Regions from separate parts of the Homo sapiens genome. Here all the other regions are linked to region 3. A link is a contact called in ENCODE Hi-C or POLR2A ChIA-PET data. All regions are on one chromosome and are shown on one strand. Each heading gives the region's core, a stretch centred on a gene start or an enhancer-like site at or near the end of the contact. The rest is flanking DNA. Distances are from core to core; before and after follow the strand shown. Region 1 holds the start of S1PR1-DT (S1PR1 divergent transcript). Region 2 has its middle 23 kb from the start of S1PR1. Region 3 holds the start of SLC71A1 (solute carrier family 71 member 1).

Region 1 (3,616 bases), core at 1-2,500, 1.2 Mb after region 3:
TACAGACTAGGTGTGAAATTTCACTTTGATTCCTTTGGCTTTAAAGAATGCATAAATTAGTGTGGGTGGAGGCGGGAGAAGGGGGGGAATGCCAAGTCCCCCGTTTTGTTGTGCTGGGTAGACACAATATACCTCTTCCCCTTTAAGTGAAATAAGTCTTCAAATCCAATTAGGATCTACTCTGGAGTCTTAGAGGACCGTTATCTTGGTTTCCACATTATATGCACTGTACTGTTGTTGAAGCTGTGGGTATGTATTGGGTGCGTCGCTGTCGATGAATGCTTTAAAACAGCTGTGAATTAACTGTCACTTCTTTTTTTTTTTTTTTTGGCAAACTCACAAAATCCCAGAAGTCAGGGGTCTGTTGTTTGTTCATTCTGCCTCCTTCTGAGTCATTCAGGTACAGGGTGTGTCTGCCAATTGAAACTGCACAGCGGAGGAAGTTTTTGAGTTCACATCTGCCGGGATGGGAACGCAGTGCGACCAGGGACTGGGTGGAAACTTTTACAACAGTAATGCAAGGGCAGAAGCGTCCTGTCCTGAGCTTGTCACGCAGGCAGATCTGACCAAGTCCGCCTCTCAGCCTCACGTTCTTAAGTAGCATCTAAGCAAAAGAAAAGGGTGGGCAAAGTGCTAGTAATGAGATTTGAGGCCTCTGAGTCGACTCCCAAGCAGAATGTGAGAGAAGGGTGCCGGCTCCTGCTGGGCAGCTGCAGTTGCTCCGCAGCTCCTGGCCGAGAATCTCCCCCTTTGGAAATTCCTGAGCTGCCCAGGCGTTTTGAATCTCTCAGGACTCAGCAGCAGCCCACCCCCTCAACGACCTCTCCATTGGCCAGAATCTGGGACACACAGCCTGACTTTGTGCTCAGCTGAGGGAAACCCCTCGCCCAACACCAAAACCGGCGCTGGTTCATTTCTCTGTGCACTCTGGGAAAGCCACTGCCCCTCAGACCGCAGTTGCGAGTAGCACGAGGATCTGGGGTGGCGGGGGGAGTACAGGAACCTCCCGGTTCATTCTCCCTCCCGGGCTGCTTGTCTCCTCCGTACCTCTCGCAGCCCCTTCCCAGCCTCTCCTCCCCAGAGCGCCGCCGACACTCGCCGGGCCGCGGCTCAGGTTTTCTGCTGCTCGCGCGAAAGTGGCTCGGGGAGCTCCTGGCCACAAGCTCAGCACACCGATCCTCCTAGGGCTGCGGGGGGTGTGGGACCAGGGCGGTGCGCTACGAGACTCCGGGCCGTCCTCTGCCTCCTCAGACTTTTCGAGAGAAAAGTTTTCAAAGTCTCTCCACCTTTTTTTTTTTTCAGGGGCTCGGGAGAATCCTCTCCACAGCCAGGGATCAGCGTCTATCTGGGCGAGGGCAGTGATTTATACAGTAGAATCCAGGGGTTACCGGGCTCCGCCCCTTCTCTCTCTCTCTTTTTTTCTTTCATTTGTTGTTTGGGGAGGAGGGGTTCTTTTTTTTTTTTTTTTTTTTTTTTTTGCTTCTGCCCCAGATCTTTCCTGGACAGTGCGTCTCAGCAGTTCAGATCCGGGGGCCCCCAGCTGACAGAGGGCGTGGGGGGTTAAGGCATTAACCCCTCCCAGCCTCTTCCTGAAGAAACCACCCAGCCTTGGCGCGGCGCTGGGTGACTTCGCGTAGCAGGCAGGGAACTGGCCGCGGCGAGCGGGACTGGCCATTGGAGTGCTCCGCTGCGGAGGGAGGGGACCCCGACTCGAGTAAGTTTGCGAGAGCACTACGCAGTCAGTCGGGGGCAGCAGCAAGATGCGAAGCGAGCCGTACAGATCCCGGGCTCTCCGAACGCAACTTCGCCCTGCTTGAGCGAGGTAGGGGGCGGCGAATGGCGGGGGTCGCGGGCGCGGGGAGCCCGGTTGTGGTAGGGCTTAGGTGTCAGAAACGAATTTTTAAGTCGAACGAGGCAAACAAAAACTTAGAAAACATGCATCTCCGGGCGCTGAAAATTTGCATCTCTGGGCTACTAAGGAGCCCATCTCGATCAGATTGTTCTTGGGCACTTGTGATTTATGGAGTTCAGAAAAAAGGTTAATTCCCAACTGTGGAACCTACGGGTGTAGGGGCAGTGAAAATTGCAGTTGGTCGGAGGAATAGGAGGGAAGGCGTTAAATTTTGGAAATCCTATAGACAAAGAATATGGTGGGTGGTGTGGAGCGTGGGTAATGGCTTAAATTAGTACTGCCCAGGAGCAGGGTATAAAATTAGTTGGGGGAAAATGCGGAGCTTCTTGGCTTGAGCAGCCTCTGCTGTTCGCGGAGTTGCTGGGATTGTTCTCATCTCTATTACCTCATTTTATTGCATTGCTGCATTACCTTGAAATATTTAAGCAACTTAGAAGTAGACTTCTGCTGACCAGTGCCGTCTTAGAAAGTTTCTTTGTAACTTTCTAGTCCTAGGAGAGGAGTCAACGTGTTGGGGGACTGCAGTAAATAAAACTGCCCACGCAAATTTAGCAATGCACCAGGGAGCAGTTTAATGTGAGTTTCTGAAGAGTAGTTTTGCAATCGAAATTAGAAATGTGGTAGCATGTATTATGGCTGTCATGAGTAGTTTGATTTCTCTCTTTTGTGTATGTTTTGGCTAAACTAAACAAAGCAAAAAATATTTATGCAATCAACTAATGTACGAAACTTCTGGGATTTGCTGCAATCTGTTATGAATGGTTTTAACTGAATACCTTTAAATTTACTTGCCCTGGCTTGGGGTGGGGGGTGGGGTGGGGGGGCGCGGGGGGAGGCGGGGAGAATAAGAAGAAGAAAGAAAAGGCAGTCGCTTCACGGAGGCGCTAAGCTTTCCTGTTTACAGCAAGGCGGGGCGGGCCTGGCTGCCCACACCTCACTGCGCCCTCGGACCCTAAGCACACCTGCTCCTAGAGAGTTATTAATAGAGCCCCCAAATGGCTTACGCTTTCAAATGATTTTCCTGCAAATCTGATTTCTTGCATGGCACATGGCAATTAGGAGGTGGTGCTAGTATCTTTGAACTGGGGGGCTGGGGGTGGGCATGGGGGACAGAGGTGTGTGTCTTCGCCCTCAGACTGGCAGTTGAGTCTTTTCCGAGGAGAGACGTGGGCTGGTATTGAGCGTGCAGCTAAGCTGGTGACTGCTTCAGAGAATCTCATGGCTGGAAATCCGGGGGTGAGGGGGTGTGGGGTGGTGAGAGGGCAGGAGTGGAGTTAAAATGGGGTGTAGTTCTCTAGGTTTCCCATTCCTCCCACTCCTTGTTTTCCTTTTCATCATCTTTTTTTTTTTGTCAACCCACAGCCAACATCGTAATTCCCATTTCCCTTTGAGTGAATGTGGCCATAGAGTTTCTCCCTCTCTTTTTCTTCCCCCTCTTCCTTTTTTGAAAAAAGAAAAAAAAGGAAGAAAAAAGATAATTTGATTTTTAAAAAAAATCTCTCTCCCTGAGCTCTCCCCAAGTTTCTTTAAAACAAATCAACAACAACACAATTGGAGCAGTGCCTTAGCTAGAATGAATTATGCCAGTATGCTGTGGCTCTTTCCCTGACTCTCTCCTCTGACTTGTTTAAGGCTGCGGTTTCCGAGGCCCTCTCCAGCCAAGGAAAAGCTACACAAAAAGCCTGGATCACTCATCGAACCACC
Region 2 (3,362 bases), core at 607-3,106, 1.2 Mb after region 3:
AGGTGGTGTCCTCAGCCACAGTTCCCTGCTTGCCTTGGCTCTCCTCCAGCCAATTATCTCCTTCTCATTTGGTACTGCTTGCCCTGGGGTGATTGCTTGAGTGGGTGTGACCTGTGGTTGGTCTCACTGGGTCTGGTTAAAGTCCTGTTGTGTGCTCTGGCTGACCTGCCCTCATTTCAGTTTCCCCTGGTGCTAGAGATCCCTTTGAAGTTTGGTTGGCCTTTCATCCAGCCCTGGCTTTACCTGCCTCTGATAAGCAGAGAGGCTTGCTCTTTCTGAGTCCTCTCTACCTCGCTCTGACTGACCATGTCTGACCTACCTAGGGGTGGGCTTGGTCCCTAGGTTTGTATGGGAGCATGCCACACACAGAGCCCCCTCTTTTGAGTTCATGAGGAGTCTTTTTAATAGTGGCCCCCACTCTGCCTTTGGAGTTAACTTTGCTTCCCTTGTGCCCCTTTCCCTACCTGGGCCAAACTCAGAAGAGCTGGGGGAGGGGAGATTAGGACAACCTTCACCAGTTCATTTCCCTCTCTCTCTGCTTTCCACAGTTCTCCACACTAACAAAGGGCTAGTCTGTCTGTCTTTCTTTCTTTCTTTCTTTCTTTCTTTCTTTCTTTCTTTCTTTCTTTCTTTCTTTCTTTCTTTTTCTTTCTTTCTTTCTTTCTTTCTATTCTATCTTCTTCCTGACTCTTCCTAGCTTAATCTTAATGACAAGCAGGTTACCTTCTTTTTATTTTTGTTTTTAAACCACATTGATCTGAAATCTCCATGCTTGGTTGTTAAAATACTAATGCCTCACAAGGGAGTTCAGCAAATCCCTTTTCAAGAGGCTTGTATAAACCTACTTTCTGAAAGACAGAAGCAGAATGTTACTCATTCTCTTGTTCTTCTTCTATAATAAATTCAGACTCTCCATCTGGGCAAGTCATTGGCTAGGGCAGACTAATGTGAAGGTTTCTACTCAAGGAGGCAAAAAAAATGCATTTTAATATTCAAAATTTTACTTGTTACAGAAGCATGGCTGGTGCCTTAAGGAACTCATTGTTTATTAGCTTTATGGTTCTCTGACTATCCAGGTGACTGGACTGCACCCAGGTGTTGGCGGCCCTGGAACTTGTCTGTCTGTCTGTTGATTTGGAATTGACAGTGGTTGCAGACCTTTAAGTCAAACCTTTCCTCTTGATCCCAATGTGCCCTTCGCTTTCTCTAAAAGGTTCTCCCTTCCTCTTATTTTTCCTTATCCTCTTCTCCATCTTTGCTGTCAGATCTCTCTCTCTCTTTCTTTATCCTGCACTTGCAGTTTGCTCCCACACTGGACACACATACAGGCATACGCATACACACGAAAACATACATCATCACCTCCTCTTTGTTCGTATATGTACATTTACAGTCCCCTGTGGCTTTAGCTCTTTTTCCAGGATTTTCTCTTTCATCCATTTATTATATATGTGAATATTGATTCTTTACTATGATGATAATCATTGCTGTAATTTATTGAACACCTGTTATATACTAGTGATGAGAAAGGTCCTTTTATATTGCCTCTTTCATTTAATCCTTAGAATCACCATTGTGTGTAGCAAGAAACCGAGGCTCAAGGAAGTTTTTAAAAACTGTGTTCAAGGATACAGAACTAGTAATTGGCAGAACAGGGACTTGAATCTAGGTTTCATTGGCCCTAAAGACCATTCCACAAAAGAAAATCATTATGAACAGAAATGTAGGTTTTTGAGTAAAGATTTTATGTAAATTGAATTATCCTATAATAACCTTGAACATGAAATTCAAAACTTAGTTTATGATGACTGGTCTAAAAGCTATCACTTTGAAGGGAAGAATGGGGAACTCCTTTTCAGAGATGATTAATGCTTGATGCAATTCTATTAGAAGTGCTGACTAATGGTCTGATGACTACTTATTTTGATCTTGGTGTTGGTAAAGAGAACTTTACATGCCAGGAAATGGAAAAAAAAATACAGATTTTAACCACTTAAAATTGCTAACAGTGAAGGTCTCCATATTATTTTGGTTCCAGCTTCTTTTTTTTCCCCCTAGGCTAATTTCACCACTTCCTCCTCCATTCTTGAGTTTTAAAAATGTCTTTTGAGAGACAGAGTCTTGCTGTGTTGGCTAGGCAGGTCTCAAACTCCTGGCTCCAGTGATCCTCCAGCATCAGCCTCCCAAAGCACTGGGATTACAGGCATGAGCTATGCCTGGCCTCTGTTTTGTTCTTGCAGGCTAAATTATTTTCCCCTGTTCTGTTTAGATTATTCTTAATTTAAAATATCATATTTAATTTTCCATTTTAAAGCATCTGCTACCATCTATCCTTATTTTCTCCCTTTTCTTGTTCATATTTTTTCTCTGTCTCTGGCTTTGTTTTGTGCATTCTTGCTCATAGTGCTCTGCCCCATTAGGTTACCGAAAATAAAATGTACTGGAATTCTAATCTCTAAAATCCTGGCCATCACAACTAGGATTCTTTGGAGTTTGCTTTCAACTTCTGTGCAAGGATGGACAATTCATTCATCAGTCACAGTTGTGCCATTGTGGCATTTGGAGGTGGTGTACAGAGCCCTGCTGTTTTTTTTTTATTCTCTGAGGTTTTGCTAAATGATAATGGGTGGGTCAAGGAAAAACCTGATTAAGCACTCACTAAAGAAAAAAAAATGTGAGTGACTGAGTGTGTGGGCATGAACATGTATGTGTGTTTTCCTGTGTGTGTATGGTGGGGGGTATCTTCGAGAATGTAGAGAGATGAATTCTCCCTAAAGAATGTATAGGTATTTGATATGAAGTACTCCTCAGCATCCTCTGGAATCAAAGTGAACTTTCTCTCAGATTAAAATGATGATTCAGAGTGGTTATGGGGCTGGCATTTTAAGAATTAGAGAGGAGAAAGGAATAAAAGAAGGAGTGTCTTCAAAGAATTATATAAACTAAACTAAAGCTTATTTAATCTCTTTCATCTCACACTGACATATCCTTCTTCCTTGTGATTTCCTTGATTGGTTTGTCTCTAAGGGAAAATGAAGAGGATTCTTTTAGAGCTTCCTATCTCATAATAAAGAAAGATTTCACAGGTTCCTGTTTCAGAGGATGGGGATACATCCTTTTATCTTAAAAGAGAACAATGTTAGTTCCTAGAGTTTCTATCATTTTGAAATAGAGTTTTTTTTTTTTTTTTTTTTTTTTTTTTTGCCCTTGTGCTGCTGTGACTTTCAGGAAACTTTTCACTGGTGATATCAGAGGCACTTTGAAGAAATGATCCTTGCTAATCCATTTGATTAGTGTGCAATACTGCAGCTATTGATGGGCATAAGGTATTAATAATAATCAATTTCTATATGTCATATTTA
Region 3 (3,581 bases), core at 1-2,500:
AAGCTAGGTGGTCCTACCTCTGGGTCTCTCATGAAGTTGTAGTCAGCCAAAGGCTTGACCAAGGTTGGAGGATCTACTTCCAAAGTGACTCACTCCGTGGCATTTGGTAGGAGGCTACAAACAGTTCCTGGACAACTGGATCTCTCCATAGGCTGCTTGAGTGTCCTGAAAACACGGAAGCAGGCTTCCCCAGGCTCCAAGCCCCAAAATGAATGAAAAAGAGACCCGCAAAGGAAGATGCAGTGCCTTTTATGACCTAGCCTCTGAAGTCAATACTGTCACTTCTGTTTTGATCTATCAAGAGTCACTAAGCCTAGTCTACACTCAAGGGGAGGGGAATTAGAGTCCACCTCTTCCAGGGAGGAATATCATTGAATCTGTGAACATATCTTAGAACTACCATACCTAGTTTCAGTACTTTTAAACATTCGCCATTTTGCTTTGTCCCTCTCTTTTCCCCACCTACATATACATACACATACATGTTACTCCCTAACCATCTGAGAGTAGGGAGCATGCGGTGTATCCCTATCCCTCGTGTTTTTCTCTTAAGGAAAAGGATATTCTATTATACAACACGGTAGTTATCAATATCTAATTTTAACATTGTGATACTTTAAAGTCCACTTCCACTTGTGTAAATTGCCCTTTCTAGCAATGTTCCCATCAAATTTATTTTTAAACAATACAGTAAAAACGTAGAGGGCCACAAAGGGTGACATCGGTCAGGTAAGGTATTTTTTTTGGCAGGGAATAAAAAAGGTCCTGGGTCTAGGGAGGTAAACAAGCGTGAGCCAGCTGAGTTCTAGCGGGGGTCCCTGAACACCAAAAGGACAAGACTGTTTCTGAAACACTACATTATCTCTTAAGTTACCCATTACTTACGGAAAATGATTTTTTACTGTTCCCTTCGGTTCCTGTCTTGGTTAGAACACAGCTGGAGATTGTGTTAATAGCTTAGGACGTCTGTTTCCGTGAGCAGGTAACAACTTTTTGAAACAAATTCCCTCATCTGCTGAAGAAGGGGGACAAAAACGGCCCCTATCGCCCAGAACCGTTGCGAGGATTTAGCTAGCTGGTGACGCCGGAGCACGAAGTTGTACAGGTAGCCAGCAGCACCCACGCGAGCCCGCGGTTACCCTGGCCGCGCGGCTACTGTAGAGTGGGCTGGCGGCGAGCGGGCGGGGCGGTATCACGCGGGAGGGGCGGGGCCCGCTCGTCGGCTGATCGCACGATTGTGACGCGCCGCCGGAGGCAGGCCGGGCCCTCAAGATGGCGGCGGGCGCCCAGAGCGGCTCGGCCCGGCAGTAGTGGTGGGACGGCACTAGCTGCTGGGGCCTGCCGCCCCGGGAGTGGCTGCAGCAGCGCCAGGAATCGAGGATGGTAAAATGACCCAGGGGAAGAAGAAGAAACGGGCCGCGAACCGCAGTATCATGCTGGCCAAGAAGATCATCATTAAGGACGGAGGCACGGTGAGCTGAGTTCCGCGCCGGCGAGCGTCCCTCGGGGCCCCCATCCGGTCTCTCCTTCAGACCCCCACACTGCCGTCTCTAGGCGTCCCGGTGCCTCCCTCCCTTCCCCCACCCTGTCCGAGCTGCCGGTGCCTCGGGGTCGCGGACCCGCATGCCGCCGCTCCGGGAATCGTCCTCCGCTGCTCGGGCTTGCGGCCTCCGGGGCCCGTCCTCTTTCTTTCCCGCACCTGCCGCCCTCTGCTCTGGCCGCCTCTGCAGGCCCTGCGGCCTCGAACCCCACGTGCGCCTCCGCCGCGGGGAGGAATGTGCGGGGCTCCCCCGGCGGCCCGCCCGCCGCGCCCCTCGTCGCCGCAGCCTCGCCTCGCCTTCGCCGCCAGGCCCCGCGGAGCCGTCGCCGCGCTTGTCAAGGGGCTGGGAACCATCCCTGCTCTCCCATATGTTGCTAACGGGGTGGCGTCTGGCGCGGGGATCCCGCTGCGGCCCCGTAGTACGTTCGCTTTCTGTTTCCACGTCTCTCTGCGTCGGTGCTCCGGCTCTGGGCTGCTTACAGTAAACCCTGACCGGAGATGGGCTTCCCTCACTTCCCGGAGTCGGAAGCATGACGGCAGACACCTGGGGCCTACATTCGAACCTGCTAGTTTTCAAAGAAAAGTCATCACTGTGTGTCTTAAGATCAAAAGTATTAGAATCAGTCATGGCCTAAGGATCGGAGGAGGACACTTTGAAGGGAAGAAAGGTTTGCTTTTTAGAAACAGTTGTCATCACAGTAAACTTTATGCAGTGTGTAGTTAACCAGCTGGGGACGTAGGATTTTTAATTGAAAAACAAAACAAAACAAAACTGTTTTATGCTAACATTTCTCCGTTGCTACACTGTGTGGTCTTTGTTGCATCCGCTGATACCGCGTTCTGAAATAGAATGGAAAGGTGATATATATGTTTCACTTACCTGAAGTGTGCAGAAATTGTACCATTAATTCCATTTCTGTTTATATCTTATTGGAGCCGCGATCAACTGCTAGCACAGTAGTAAATGTGTAAGTAGGCCACCATTGAGGATTTGCTGAATTCAGTTGAAAAACGTGACAAAATTTTATGACATTTCAGAACACGGCCCAGTCAATATGCCAAAGTTTAGAAAACTTGAGACATATGTAATGACTTTGGAATATATTTTTAGTTTAACGTTTATTATATGTTATAGCTTTGACATTTATTGAAAAAAAGAAACAAATTCCTCAAGTTCTTTTTATTGAACTTGATTAATTAAAACATTACTTTGATTAGATCGGTTATGAAGAGTCATAGCTCTTTTGACCAAGTAGGTAAGAACTATGTGGGGAGAAAAATACTGTTGCCTTTGTCTACCTTTAGAAAGAGACAATATTTTACATTCTTCATAAAATCTACAAAATAGTGGCAATGAAAGATTGTATTTTGTAAGACCAAGTGATATTTAAGATCAGTATTTTTTACAAAATGTAAGAATGAAACTGATTAAGAAACACAGCTTCCTTTTCCTTGGAAAGTTCAGTTTTATTACCTTTCTTTGGGGTTTTGTTTGATTTGCTTTACAGCAGATGCTTTCTTTCCAAATCCTGTGAGTTTTGGAAAAGATCGTTTTTAAACTTTCTTGTCCTATTATTAAGGTTGTAATTAATTCTTAGCCTGCTTTGGGACACAAAATAAAATGTTTGCACCAGCAATAGGTTTCACATAGAACAAATGAAGACTTTTCTTGAGGGCTGTGAACATGGGGGCTATTATCATTTCTCATCTTTATACACTTAATATTTCATTCTCTATTCTAAGAGCACTGGGCACTCCTTTAGAAAAGGGGCTTTGTTTTGTATGTTTGGATCCCACAGGGCCTAGTATGTGAATTTTAAAGTGATAAAAACACTTCTATTTTGTACTAGCACATTCCTAGATGAATTTTTATTGTAATTTTGTTTATTCTTATACGTAATCAGAGGATATATTTCAATAAATATCAGGGGAATATTTTGCATTATTTGTATTTTAATCCATCCCAGCTTTAAATTTAAAAAGTATAACTATTGCAGTCATAGAAATGATTGTAAAATGGTAGTTGCTTATCTACCTCTCT

What was found. Hi-C counts contacts between places; a loop is a spot of excess contacts on that map. ChIA-PET counts read pairs that join two places held with the same protein, here RNA polymerase II (POLR2A). Pooled maps may share reads with other maps.
Region 1: a loop to region 3 is called in a map of naive thymus-derived CD4-positive, alpha-beta T cell, with 5 times the contacts of the local background. The contact joins the promoter of S1PR1-DT here to the promoter of SLC71A1 in region 3. A Hi-C loop is called at or near these places in 1 of 168 maps with a recorded cell type or tissue (naive thymus-derived CD4-positive, alpha-beta T cell), 4 of 37 single-sample maps with no recorded cell type and 10 of 50 pooled maps. POLR2A ChIA-PET finds 5 or more read pairs at or near these places in 2 of 52 experiments (CD8-positive, alpha-beta memory T cell and activated CD4-positive, alpha-beta memory T cell).
Region 2: a loop to region 3 is called in a map of CD4-positive, alpha-beta memory T cell, with 5 times the contacts of the local background. The contact joins the enhancer-like site here to the promoter of SLC71A1 in region 3. A Hi-C loop is called at or near these places in 1 of 168 maps with a recorded cell type or tissue (CD4-positive, alpha-beta memory T cell) and 3 of 50 pooled maps.

The regions. Positions count from the first base shown.
Region 1 is chr1:101,235,278-101,238,893 of GRCh38, forward strand. It overlaps S1PR1-DT (S1PR1 divergent transcript), which reads right to left and starts at 1,251. Exons shown (of 2, transcript NR_104626.1): 1 at 1,048-1,251; 2 at 1-604. S1PR1 (sphingosine-1-phosphate receptor 1) reads left to right here and starts at 1,742. Exons shown (of 2, transcript NM_001400.5): 1 at 1,742-1,822; 2 at 3,545-3,616. RefSeq lists enhancers at 832-921, 3,555-3,604.
Region 2 is chr1:101,258,000-101,261,361 of GRCh38, forward strand. No RefSeq gene overlaps it. Among named protein-coding and RNA genes, the nearest start is that of S1PR1, 23 kb to the left of the region's middle. RefSeq lists an enhancer at 1,360-2,559. Within about 2 kb of position 1,857, at least 8 of the 41 ENCODE cell types and tissues checked have a DNase peak (open chromatin) inside an H3K27ac peak, as active enhancers do.
Region 3 is chr1:100,036,845-100,040,425 of GRCh38, forward strand. It overlaps SLC71A1 (solute carrier family 71 member 1), which reads left to right and starts at 1,251. Exons shown (of 12, transcript NM_033055.3): 1 at 1,251-1,472. The coding sequence starts at 1,389. LOC124904230 (a long non-coding RNA gene) reads right to left here and starts at 1,164. Exons shown (of 7, transcript XR_007066251.1): 1 at 886-1,164. RefSeq lists enhancers at 723-1,325, 1,288-1,567 and silencers at 1,048-1,227, 1,688-1,877.